Regions from separate parts of the Mus musculus genome. Here region 1 is linked to region 2. A link is a contact called in ENCODE Hi-C or POLR2A ChIA-PET data. All regions are on one chromosome and are shown on one strand. Each heading gives the region's core, a stretch centred on a gene start or an enhancer-like site at or near the end of the contact. The rest is flanking DNA. Distances are from core to core; before and after follow the strand shown. Region 1 holds the start of Klc4 (kinesin light chain 4). Region 2 overlaps Ptk7 (PTK7 protein tyrosine kinase 7).

The links. Hi-C counts contacts between places; a loop is a spot of excess contacts on that map. ChIA-PET counts read pairs that join two places held with the same protein, here RNA polymerase II (POLR2A).
Region 1: POLR2A ChIA-PET joins it to region 2 with 12 read pairs in Patski. The contact joins the promoter of Klc4 here to the enhancer-like site in region 2. A Hi-C loop is called at or near these places in 9 of 37 maps with a recorded cell type or tissue (adrenal gland, heart, left cerebral cortex and 1 more). POLR2A ChIA-PET finds 5 or more read pairs at or near these places in 4 of 5 experiments (Patski and embryonic stem cell).

What each region holds. Positions count from the first base shown.
Region 1 is chr17:46,644,753-46,651,133 of GRCm38, forward strand. It overlaps Klc4 (kinesin light chain 4), which reads right to left and starts at 1,328. Exons shown (of 16, transcript NM_001357130.1): 1 at 1,223-1,328. It overlaps Mrpl2 (mitochondrial ribosomal protein L2), which reads left to right and starts at 1,477. Exons shown (of 7, transcript NM_025302.4): 1 at 1,477-1,646; 2 at 2,638-2,806; 3 at 3,485-3,626; 4 at 3,720-3,835; 5 at 3,907-4,017; 6 at 4,283-4,356; 7 at 5,132-5,380. The coding sequence starts at 1,551. The coding sequence ends at 5,344. Cul7 (cullin 7) reads left to right here and starts at 5,586. Exons shown (of 26, transcript NM_025611.5): 1 at 5,586-5,963.
Region 2 is chr17:46,608,343-46,615,047 of GRCm38, forward strand. All of the region lies in intron 1 of Ptk7 (PTK7 protein tyrosine kinase 7), which reads right to left. Among named protein-coding and RNA genes, the nearest start is that of Ptk7, 18 kb to the right of the region's middle. Within about 2 kb of position 1,614, at least 1 of the 3 ENCODE cell types and tissues checked has a DNase peak (open chromatin) inside an H3K27ac peak, as active enhancers do; it is heart, where a contact is called at or near this core.

The DNA.
Region 1 (6,381 bases), core at 78-2,577, 36 kb after region 2:
CAGAGCATAGGTTAGGGAAAGGAAGCAGGGGATCTGAAGCATTGTAAGAATCACAGAGGACTTGTGGGAGAGCTGTGCAGAAAGCAGTGTCCCAATAAAGGGGAAGGACCCAAGGTTAGGGATGTGGGAGTACAGGAAACAGCAGCCGTCATGACAAGGCTCTGGAAGGTTCAAGGTCTTCAGGCTGCATCAGCAAAGGCACTAAGCCCAGCACCTCCCAACCTGCTGATCTCCTTCCAAACCACCTTCTGGCCTCACTCCCCCCCCCCCCCCCCGAATTCAGCCGGTCTTCCTACTTCCTCCAAACTCATCCCTGAAGTCTCCTTACCTGCTTACAGAGCAGAAGCTCTTGGCTTCAGGCGGCTCCCAGGCCAGAGCCCGGAAGAAACTCTGACCTGAAACTAAGGATTTAGAAGGCTTTGTACTGCCCAAAGTCCAGAAGTCCGGCAGTCCCACCCCTTCTCTGTCACCACCTCACAGCCTCTCAGAGGACCTGGCACGGAGCCCCACCCAGGACAAACACCCTCCCTCCTCCAGCCTACAGGTTCTTCAAAGACTTGTACTAATGTCCCTTCTTCCTTAAGTCACTCTCCTCATTCCAGCTCGGTGCAGTTACTTTCTCCCGATAAGGAGACCTGCAGCAAGGGGTGTGGTGTCCCTGAGAAGGGAGACCCGGTTAGGATTCCCAACAGGATTACGGCAATCGCCTCCTTCCATAGCTTTGTCTGACATAATCACCTAACAGGCGCCTTAAAATGTCTCGCAAGTGCCGGATGGTTCAGGGATGCATAGCAGATCTGCTGAGCACAGTGGGGTCACGGAGCAAGGCTCCGAGCGCAGGCTACCGAAGCCTGAGGGCCCACAGTTCAGGAGTGTCTAAGGTTCCTGCCTCGCCCCGAGGGCCGAGGGTGAGGACAGAGTAAGATCGCCAAAGGCTGAGGGGAGAGGAAGGGCAGAGTGAGTGAGAACAGAGTTGCTGCCCGGGACCCGACATCAGACCAGCTCGAGGTCACAGTCAGGGGTTCCCATAGGGGGCGGGGCAGGTTATCCCACTGTCTGGACGCCGAGGGGCGGGGAAGAATCGCGGGGGGGCGGAGTTTTTGAGTCAGTCTAAAGTTTTCTGAGGTTAGTAGGAAGGGACTTATTCATTTGTCCCGGAATGTGGGAATAAGAGTCAGTGTAATCTTAATTCTCAGCCCCAGGGGTACTCCCAAAGACTCACCTGCAGTCTGCCGGTCCGGCTACCGCCTCCGTGGGTGCTGCCCCTTTAAATTTATCATGGCTGCCGCTCGAGGCAATTGTTTTGACGGCTCCAAGGGGCGGGGACTGCCGCCCGTCACGTGACCCGAGCAACCCCCCCCCCCGATGATTGGCTGAGAACTTGTTCTTTGGAGAGGCAAGAAAGCGTGTATCCTGCGGCGCTGCCGTTCTGTGCCCGCCTCTCTCGCGTCATTGGAAAGCGACGGGACCGGGACCGGAACGTCATCCCAGAGCGCCAGGCTCTGGATGAAGGTAAAAGCGAGCACGGCGCGGAGGAGCCCGGCCGGCCCATGGCGCTGTGTGCGCTGACGAGTGCTCTGCGCTCTTTGAGCCTGGCATCCGCGGCCATTACCGCCCGGGTTCCGACTCTGCTCCCTGCTGCCCAGGTAATCCGCTTACCTGGGAACTAGGATTGGTTCTTTCCGCCTGGGCTGTCCGGGATCCCGCAAGGCTAGGCGAGATCACGTGACCTTCGTTCTCCGTCAATCCCGATCTCAGATACGGGCTTCCAAGTGCTTTTGCAAGCCTTTACTAAACAGGTTGCAGAAGTAACATTAAGGTGCCAGCCGTAAACCAGGCAGAGAAGAGGACTGAATTAACCGACCTCCTGAGAGTTCTTATGCACATTTTGGGGATGAGAAACCTGGTCAGCAGTCTTACACCTTCTGGGGCTAGACAGACGGGCTTCGCAACTTGCCCTGCTACTGCAGATTAAACCTAGAGCCTCGCTCATTCTATGCGCTTCCTCTACCTCCTAGAACCAGTGCTCTTAACTGTTTTAATGTACGACTGGGTTATTGCTGATATTAGGGACTGTCGAACAGTGGGTCTGTAGTGGGCAATGGTGAATCACACACACACACAAAAGAAAGAAAGAAAGAAAAGAAAAGAAATTACTGATCTTGCTTCTCTGCATTTCTCAGGCTGAGCATGGCAGAATTTAGCGAATGTATATTTTATAATTCAAGCTAAACCAAACACTTAGTCTACAGCCAGTGGAAAAGCAAAATAATCATTTCCATTCATACTCGAAAATTCCTCAAACCGTGCATTGGGCAAAAGGCACCACTGCTGATGGTGGTGATAGGTGTGTGGAGTTTACCAGCTCTGGAGAAGTGAATTCTTCAGGGAAGGAAAGGTTTCCAGGCAAGAACTTGAAAGGATTTAGAAGATGATGAAAGGGAGACCATTTCCTTGGAGAATTATATCAGAGGTTTACCAAGTGATTACCAAGTAACTGGATAAACACATTACACTGGTATTTGTGAAGGTTGGAGATTAGGGGGCAGCGTTCTGAGATGTTTCTGGGAAGCTAAACTTAGTCTAGGTGCTTTCTTGCTTGGTTCTCTAAAAGAGAATATTTCCTTTAATCCCTAGATACAGAGCAATGTCCTCCTTCAGCTGCCCCCTGCCTTGGTGTCGCCCTCTTACCGCCCAGTGCATATGTCTGCGGACCGCAGTGCCAAGTTTGTGTCCTGGAAGAGTCGTACCAAGTACACAGTTAAACCAGTGAAGATGAGGAAGTCTGGGGGTCGAGACCATACAGGTGGGAAAAGGGCCTGGAGCATTCAGGAGGAAAGTGTGTTAGGCTCCTGGGGTTTTTTTTTTTTGTTTGTTTTTTGTTTTGTTTTGTTTTTTGAGACAGGGTTTCTCTGTGTAGCCCTGGCTGTCCTGGAGCTCACTCTGTAGACCAGGCTGGCCTCAAACTCAGAAATCTGCCTGCCTCTGCCTCCTGAGTGCTGGGATTAAAGGCGTGTGCCACCACTGCCCGACTGCATTAGCATCCTGGATGTCTATATAGCAGTGCACTATAGCTTGTAAGATGTCATTGAGGTGCATCTCACCGTGTGGGTCATGACTGAAGCTGAAGAAGAGACCACAGAGAAACAGAAAACCTGCTCAATGCAAGGGACCAACATTATAATGGTTTAATGATGGGAGTCCAGTGTATATCCCTTCCAGTACAGTTTTAATAATCATATTTTTATTGAGCCATATAAGTGTTACCCCACTACTTTTGCAAGGAAGCCCTGGCCTCTGTTCACCCACATACTGTGGCTCGAACCTGGGACCTCAGCGCTCACAAGGCAAGCTCTGTACTGCTATACCACCAACCCTTTGTCGTTTTTCTGTTTGTGATATAATAGTGAGGGAGTACTACTGTCCAATCTAGGCTGAGAGTTATTCTAACCTGAATCACATGCCTGAACTGTCTTGATCCTAGGCCGCATCCGAGTGCATGGTATCGGTGGAGGCCACAAACAGAATTATCGCATGATTGACTTTCTACGGTTCCGGCCAGAAAAGGAAAAGGCACCAGAACCGTTTGAGGAGAAGGTTGTGGTAGTCCGCTATGATCCTTGTAGGCAAGTTTGGGATGGGAAATGATGATGGTGTGGTCTGAATTGTTGTTTTGTAGCTTCTCAGAAAATGTGGGCTTTGTCCATCATCCTGAACAGGTCTGCAGACATAGCTCTGGTTGCTGGGGGTAGCCGGAAGCGCTGGATCATTGCCACGGAAAACATGAAGGCTGGAGATACAATCCTGAACTCTAATCACATAGGCAGGATGGCAGGTGAGGGATGGCTGGTGGATGTGTGGGGTGGAGGTGGCTGGGTCTTGTGCTGATGAGATCCTGTTTTCTAGTGGCCGCCCAGGAGGGGGATGCACATCCACTTGGGGCGCTGCCTGTGGGGACCCTCATCAACAACGTAGAGAGCGAGCCTGGCCGGGGAGCCCAGTATATCCGAGCTGCAGGTATGGGCACAAAAGCTACACACATCCCACAATTGGGATAGCACTATTCTGGGAACCCTTTAGACTCACATCTGTTCCAGGACAGGAAGAAACAAACAATGAGAGGATCAATCTGTGCTTTGTTTTAGCCTAGATCATAGTGTATGATCTTCTGTGTTTCATGTGCCCCCCCAAGGGCAAAGGAAGGGTGGCATGTGGCCTCAGATCCCCATGGAAACCTCCCTCTGATTTGTGGAAGGTGGCCAAGCTGTTTCCCCTTCCCCAGGGACATGCGGTGTGCTGCTTCGGAAGGTGAACGGGACAGCCATTATCCAGCTGCCCTCGAAGAGGCAAATGCAGGTGTGTATGGGCACAGATGGGAGGGGTCAGCAAAGAAGGAAGTTTTGGCCGGGCAGTGGTGACGCATGCCTTTAATCCCAGCACTTGGGAGGCAGAGGCAGGTGGATTTCTGAGTTCAAGGCCAGCTTGGTCTACAGAGTGAGTTCCAGGACAGCCAGGGCTACACAGAGAAACCCTACCTCAAAAAACAAAAAGAAAAAGAGAAGGAAGTTTTAGAATGTCCCTCAGTGTCTCCCAAGTGTTTATGATGCCAGGCAGTGCCTCCCTCTGTGTCTGCTCTGTTTCTGCTACCTGACTAAGCATGCCATATCAGGCTGGAACTTTAGAGTCGAGATGCCCTTCCCAGCCAGGCCGGGCCATCCGTGTCTGTAACCCCAGCATCCCAGACACTGAGGCAAAAGAAGCAAGCCACCTAGGCTTTCTCAAAAAACCAGAAAAAGACGTAGGTTGAACCACCAGGTTGGAACTGGCTTTTAATCCCATCTCTCAAGAGTCAGAGGCAGGGGTGTCTTGGTGCAGTGCCAGGTCAGCCAAGACTACATACCTTCCCAGACCCTGACTCCAAAAGAAAACCACAGACACAAACATAGATATGGGGAGTCTTTTCCTTAACTTTTAATTCATTGTTGGACCCACGTTTATATTCTAATGTTTTGTGTTTCTCCCTTCTCCCGTCCCTCATTGAGTGTAAGAAGTCACCCAGAGTAGTGTTCCCAACACTGCCCTGCCAGCCTCGTGTCCCCACCGGTGCGTTCTTGTCTGCTTCTCTTGTCAGGTGCTGGAGTCATGCACTGCAACTGTAGGCCGAGTATCCAACGTTAACCATAACCAGCGGGTCATCGGCAAGGCAGGAAGGAACCGCTGGCTGGGCAAGAGGCCTAACAGTGGGCTGTGGCAACGCAAGGGAGGCTGGGCCGGCCGAAAGATTCGGCCACTACCACCCATGAAGAGTTATGTGAAGCTGCCCTCCGCTGCTGCCCAAAACTGATTGCCCTGGACTCTAATAAAATGTCTCTTGTTTTTATCTCTTACTACCTTTTCACTTGGGAGGGCGCGGTACAGAATGGACAAGAAGTAAACAGGGATAGAGGGAAGAGGATGGAAAAACGGATGGGGAGGGGGCAGAAATGACCTCCAAGGTCCTATCCAGTTCTGGCTTTGGGAAATGGGAAGGCACTTCCGGCAGCAGGAAGGAGGACTAAGAGGAAGAGGAAAGGGCGGTGCAGGACTGGAGGGCTGCGTCGTCCAGGTGGCACCCGCTACTCCGCCCGCTGATGGCCCCCGGCCCCCAGCTTTCCGCTAAATCAGGCGGAAGCGAGCGGTGGCTGGAGCAGGCGGCGGAGCCTCGGAGCGCCTGGAGCACCAGCCAGGACTAGGCTCCACCCTGCAGCAGGCAGTGCGCCGGCGCGCCTCGGAGGCCTCTGCTGGTCACGCCCTCTGCCCGCCTGTCTCCTGCAGAGGCACGCCCCCTCCTCTGCGCCTAGACCCCTTCAGGGGGCCCAGGCGGGGCCCAAACACTCGCCAGCGCCGCAGCCGCCATCGTGTTCCGCGCGTCCCTAGCTCTGCAAAGGACAGGCCTCGCGCCAGGATCCCGGCGGACTTCTGAGGTGGCCAGAGCCCCACCGCAGCCCCTGCCCCTATTCTGGGCTTCCGATCGACCGCGGAGCCTCGCGTCTCCTTCCCAACCGTGCTTCGGGACTATCCTTTACTGGGCCTACCTCCCCATCCTATCCCACCACGCCCTTTCCGGACCTTCTCGGGTCTTGATTCCCATCCACCAAGCCTCGCGCCGCTTATCCATCGGACCCCTGATGCACCCTTCTCCCGGCCTCGCGCCTCTGGTCATGGATGTCTCCCATACCTTCCCCTTCTCCCAGCCCATCGTGCTTTGCTGATGGCCATTTCTGTGCCCTTTCCTTTGGGCCTCACAATCCAGTGCTTCAATTTAGAGACCGCATCCCCCTCCGACACAGTTCTGGGCCCCCACACACCCGTTTCCCTAAATTACTTTTATCTGTCCCAGGA
Region 2 (6,705 bases), core at 364-2,863:
CACAATCCCCATCGTGCAGATGTGGTAACTGAGGCACAGAAGCAAGGCTACTTACGGAAGCTGGTAAGAGACAAAATGCCGAAGTCAAACTTCAGGTCACATCTGGCTGCAGGGTAAGGCTTCCTGTGACTACTAGCCTTGCCTACTCTGTCGCTTGTGACAGGAGAGTACAGAGAATTCTTCAGAGAAGCCTCTAAGTCAGATGGAAGGGTTATAGAGATGAGGTGGGGAGACTAGAAGGGTTTTATGGAGTTATGAAAGAAGGATGCATGGAAAGTAGGAAGCCAGAAGCCAGAGGACTAGAAACAGAATCCACAGCCAAGCCCTGCTGAACACCAAACATAAAATACAAGCCAGAGGACACTGGGCAACGGTGGCACATGCCTTTAATCCCAGCCCTTGGATCTCTGTGAGTTCTAGGCCAGCTTGGTCTACAGTATGATTTCCAGGACAGCCAGGGCTACACAGAGAAACCCTGTTTTGAAACCCTTCTGAAGGTACCAAGTTCAAATCCCAGCAACCACATGGTGGCTCACAACCATCTGTAATGAGATCTGACTCCCTCTTCTGGAGTGTCTGAAGACAGCTTCAGTGTACTTACATATAATAATAAATCTTAAAAAAAATAAAATAAAATAAAGAAGCCAGGTAGTGGTGGTGCATGCCTTTCTGAGTTTGAGGCCAGCCTGGTCTACAGAGTGAGTTCCAGGATAGCCAGGGTTACAGAGAAACCCTGTCTCAAAAAAACAAAAACAAAACAAAACAAAACAAACAAACAAAAAAACAAAACCAAAAAAAAAAGAAAAGAAAAGAAAAGAAAAGAAAAGGGAAGAAAAGAAAGGAAGGAAAGGAAGGAAAGAAAAGGAAGGAAGCGTGATGGCACACGCCTTTAATCCCAGCACTCGGGAGGCAGAGGCAGGTGGATTTCTGAGTTCGAGGCCAGCCTGGTCTACAAAGTGAGTTCCAGGACAGCCAGGGCTATAAAGAGAAACCCTGTCTCAAAAACAAAAAACAAAACAAAACAAAAAACAAAGGAAGGAAAGCCAGAAGTGAATGAGTGAGTAAATGAGATGAGAGCAGAAAGCTCTGAGAGGCTGTTAGCCATATTGCTGTGGGGCTGGGGGTGGTGGTGGTGGTGGTGGTGGTGGTAAGGCAGCAGATGTACAGTTACCTTGCTCTGGGTGTCCCCGGTTAAAAAACAAACCGCCACCACAGAAGTCTGCCTTTCCCAGCCGGACAAAAAAAGCTAAACTCTCCGACATTGAGGAGAGCGGCAGGCTCTCCCATGGAAGTGCTGAGTGTTGTCTAATACCGTACCTCTTCTACAATCCCCAAGGCTGTCTGGAAACCACTACTGAGGGTTAGCTGCCCACCTCAGCAAAAGCCAAATTAACTCTAAACCAAATCACATTCACCGGTACCAGGGTTAGGACAACATATTGTGTTGGGGGCTGGAAAAGTAGCTCAGAAATAAAGCAAAGGAAAATGGGCTGGGCTCAGCTGTGGACGCCCCGCCTCAGCTTCCTGTCCGCTGGGCTACAGGCGTGTATGAACACGCCCCACTCTGATGGGTACTCAGCCCCGCCAGGAGCAGGGCACTGTTCTCATGCCGGGACACACAATGGTGAAGTGGACAGGAAGCTTTCTGCCCTCCGGCTTTACACAGCCTCTGAAGATGGAATAAAAGCAGCAGGGTCTGGCCTGGAAAACAGGGGGTCTGCTTAGTCCCTTGGCTGTACTCAAACAGGGTCCCATTTCGATCCCTTCAAGAGGCTGCTGTGGAAATCTGGAAGGCTCTTCTACGGAAGGAAGAGAGCGACCAGGGAAGGCAGGACAGATGCCAGCAGGATGAGCTGTTCCCCATTCCCCCCTTACCCCCCCCGCCCCGCCCATTTCACCCAAGGTGTCTAGGACCAACAAAGGTCAACACCCTCACAGCTCCTACTTGGCTCCAGGAAGGAAGAATTACCAAAGAACCACGCCACCTCCTCCACAAGTCCCTGGGGCAAGCAGGAACAGATTTGACTTTCCTCCCCCAATGTGGGGAGTGGCCAGGTCCTGCCTGGCTGTAGTCAGTGCATATTTAATAAGTTTTATTTTTAGATTTATTTATTCTATTTTATGTAGATTAGTGTCTACCTGTGCACCAGTGTGCACAGTGCCCTTAAAGGTCAGAAGCATACGTTGGATCCCCTGGATGAGTATCGTGAGCTGGGAACTGGATCCAGGTCCTCTTCAGGTTCAACCTTCACTACTCAGCCTTGCTTTGATCATTACTGAATCACGTTCTCAGATCTCCATCTGTCTAGTCCCACGTCCGCCCCGAGTCCCACCTCCCACCCTCTTAGATGGTTTCAAACCTGGAAAGAAGAGGGTGAGACTGATTTCCACAGACTTCCATCACGTGCTCCCATCTCTTAGCACAGCCATGATGGATCCACAGGGAATCATGAATAGTTGTTTTCAGTGTGCTGGGCTGAGGGTGCATACCCCACTGAGCTTCTGCTGGCCTCTGCTGCATTTCCTAGCCCTATCCTATTTATTATCCTGTGATGGCTGGTTAAGGAGTTGGGGTGTGTGTGTGTGTGTGTGTGTGTGTGTGTGTGTGCGTGCGCGCGCGCGCTAGATGGGGAGAGTGAGGCCTGGGTGTTTTGATGCTTGGAACTGAACTTGGGCCCCCTGGAAGGGCAGCATGTGCTCTGCTGAGCCATCTTGTCAGCTCTCTGTTCTGATTGTTAAATAGTGTGTGGAGGCCAGGAGACAACTTGCACGAGTTAGTTCTTGCCTTCCACCATAGAGGTCCTGGGGATCAAACCCAGGTCATCAGCTTTGGCAGCAAGCCTCTTTGTCCACTGAGCCATCTCATCGGCCCAGCTTTTTAAATAGCTTACTTCCTTTCTCCAGCAGAATTCCAAAGAAGCAGTGACGAGAGCTGTCTTAGTTAGGGTTTCATTGCTGTGAAGAGACACCATGATCAAGGTAACTCTCATAAATGAAACCATTTAACAGAGGCTGGCTTACAGTTTCAGAGGTTTAGTCATTATGGCAGAAAACATGGCGGCATGCACGCAGACATGGTGCTGGAGGACACAAGAATTCTACATACGGATCCGAAGGCAGCCAGGAGGAGGCTCTCTCCTGCACTGCATTGAGCTTGAGCACTAGGAGCCCACAAAGCCCACCTGCACAGTGACACACTTCCTCCAACAAGGCCACGCCCATTCCAACAAGGCCACACTCCTAATGGTGCCACTCCCAATGGGCCAAACATACCCAAACCATGGCATGAGCCAAGCCACATCCAGGAAGTAGGACTGGACAGTCGTGAAGAAAATCAAGGGGACATTAATAGTAAGTGACCCCTGCTGGACTGTGGGGTCTCCCAAGACACACGGCCAAGGAGAGGGGACCCCCAGGAAGTGGGTCTCTTGTAACTCACATTCCACGGTCAGCCGTAACACACCTGAAGAGTCTCTCTGAAAACCACCTGGCTGGGCCTGAGTGTGAGAACGGACAAGGGGAACTGTCATCTTCATGTGACACACGAAGACATGGAATTCTACAAAGCCAAACCTTTCTAGGGTGGGAATTCTGGTCTTGGGAATCCAACGTGAGCAAGCATGGGCCCCTCTGGACTTACGGGGAACCAAAGCCAAGACTGCCCCCAGAACACTGGGCTTATCAGCGTGGGGACAACAGAAAGGGACACACACCTGACGGGATGGAAGCAGTACAGGTCCAGCTAACTGATGCCAAAGAGAGACCAAACATGCCCTCAGAGATGGAGTGAGAGCGGGGACAGGCACCCGGCCACCACATCACCAGTTACCTGGACCGAGCTGGGTTCATGTTGGCTGCTGTTTCTTGATTACTAGTACAGGAGGTGGAAATGTTTGGAGGTGATAAATCACCTGGGCTCCCTGGCAGTGACCCACACTTGAACTCTCCCCCCCCCCTCCAGTTTGCATACACAGAGCCTGTGTGATGTAGACAAGCCCACTGGGACAGTATTGATTCACGAGTCAGTAAAAAACATGAGAGCTACACACACCTACAGGCATGCTCACAGGTGTGCACACACAAAAGCCTTGAGTGGGATAGGTTCATAGCCTCTGACAGAAATCCTGGAGTCAGGAATCCTGGGAGCAATGGACAGGCCCAAGGACAAAGGCAACATGAGACTTGGTAACGAATGGTGGTGTTCACAATGGGGGTGGGGGGCTGGAGAGTGGGCTCAGCATTTAAGGGCACTGGGAACCGGGGTTTCCATTCCCAGCACCCATACTGTGGTCTCCTCAGGCACCAGGCACGTCACACGGATATGCATGCAGGCAAAACATCCACACACATTAAAAAATAAAACAAATCAGGAAACCCTCAGAACACCCCAAAGTCCGCCAGCAGGAAACCCATAAAATAAACTGGAGAAGGGAGTCAAGAAAGAGGGGTGCAGTGCAGGCAGAGCTCCCTAACGACTTAACTTCCCCTCCAAAGTGTGTAGGAACCTTCCTGTCTTCTCCCCATGCTGTGCCCCCCAACTTAGGAAGGTCCCCAGGGAGGAAGGACTTCTAGCAATCACACAGGAGGAGGCTAAATAATGAATTGTAAGGGTATGTTTTCTTTGGCCAGGGCAGTCTGGCCACGCTCTGGAGGCTGCTGGGCAAACATTTTTCATATTTTAGTAGCTGGCCTATGCCCAAGGCAGTCAGAAGTTAAGTAAGCTTGAATGAGCTGCTCCCACCCTCTCTAAGGCCCCGAGAATTCTTAATGAGGCCCCACAGCAGCAACTTCAACAATATCCGTGGCTCCAACAAACCTGTCCTGCTGCCCTAAATATCACTCAACCCCCCCTCCCCACCCCCACCCCACCCCCGCTACTTTTAATGAATGCAAATGATACAGCAACCAAAACACTTAGCCTGCAGTGAAATCCAGTTTTGTGTGGCTTGCCTTCAGCAGCTTACAGCCCAGGCAGATGGTCCCACAGAACTTTGTGTGCCCAGGCTAGCCCGGGCACAGTGGGAACAGAAGGCAGGAAAGGCCCACCCGCCCTCCCTGGGACCAGGTGCAGACCCTAACATCAGTCTCTTTATGACTCTGCTCTGGGGTAGAGGGAAAGTGTAAAGAGTGGGGGATGGAGGGGACAAAAGGTATTTCTTTGATCAGAGAAAGGGGCTGGCCCGAGGCACCTCAAAGACCTGTATGGTCAGCACACACCCTGTATTCAAGGGCACTTCCCCAGAGATGTGCCCACCCCCACTGAAGTCCAGCAGATTCCAGGGACCTAAGAGAGCAGCAACAGGGATCCTGAAAAGCCCACTTGGATCTTTCGTGGAAACAACAGCACCAGACAGTGTAAATAACTCAATTTACACCTTGTTTCCAATGGTCTCTTTTGGCAGCAGAAACTAGAAGCAATTTGTCAGGAGCCTTAAGAGCGGACTCCAGAGTAATTTACTTCCAACTTGGGCTCAGAGGGATTTCTTGTCCCGTCAGCCTGATCAACACCTCTCTCTAGGGCTGAGGTATTGGCTGGCCCGGAGCAGCTACTGTGGCTCCGGCTGCCCCTGTCTTCACCCATGATGCCAGCAGCTGGCAGGAGATCCACAGAGGTCCACCCAAGTCCTCCAGGCCTCTCCTAGTCACTGTGCAAAGGAGGCATCAGGACTGCTAGACCCAGAACAGGCAACTAGGCAGCTTAGGACAACTAAAGGCCCACACAGGGCTGAAAACGGAGCTCAGTAGGTAGAGGGTTTGCCTAGCATGCATGAAACTCTGGCTTCCATCTCCAGCACTGTATTAACCAGGTAGGGTGGTGCACGAAATATAATCCCAGAATTAGGAAGTTCAAAGCAGGAAGATCAGGGTTCTAGGCCATCTTTGGCTACACTCAGCCAGGCCAGCCTGAGACAACTGTGACCTTGTCTTTTAAGTGGGTGGGTGGTAGTTAGAGAGATTGTTCAGTGGTTAAGAACACTTGCTGCTCTTACGGAAGACCCAGGTTCAATTCTGAGCTCCTGCATGACAGCCCATAATTATCTGCAAGTTCAGTTTGAGGGGAATCTCACTCCCTCTTAGCCTCTTCAAGGCACCACCCCAGCAAACGGTTCAAACACATAAAATAAAGTTAAGTAAATCCCGGGGCCTTCAGTGTTAGTTTTCTGCAACTGCTGATTCAATCCACCTCCTGGGGACTTTCTTTCTTTTTTTCTTTATTTATTTGGTTTTTTTTTTTTTCCGAGACAGGGTTTCTCTGTATAGCCCTGGCTGTCCTGGAACTCACTTTGTAGACCAGGCTGGCCTCGAACTCAGAAATCCGCCTGCCTCTGACTCCCGAGTGCTGGGATTAAAGGCGTGCGCCACCACCGCCCGGCTGAGACTTTATTTCATTAGATTTATTTATTCTATTATTCTGTAATTATGAGTGTTTTGTGGGTATGTGTGCACCACAAGCATACCTGGCACACACTGAAGTCAGAAGGGAGTGTAAGACCCCCTGGGATGGCTGTAAGCTCCCTGTGGGTAGTGGGAACAGAACCAGAACAGAAGAGCAACAAATGCTCTTAATTGCTGAGCCGCCTCTCCAGCCACAGATGAATTGCTTTTAATGTTTCTTTACTAGTTAAGAACTGAACATTAACACAGAGAGACAGACAGACAGAAGGAAAGAAAGACAGAGACAGAAAAAGCCGTGTGCAGTAACAC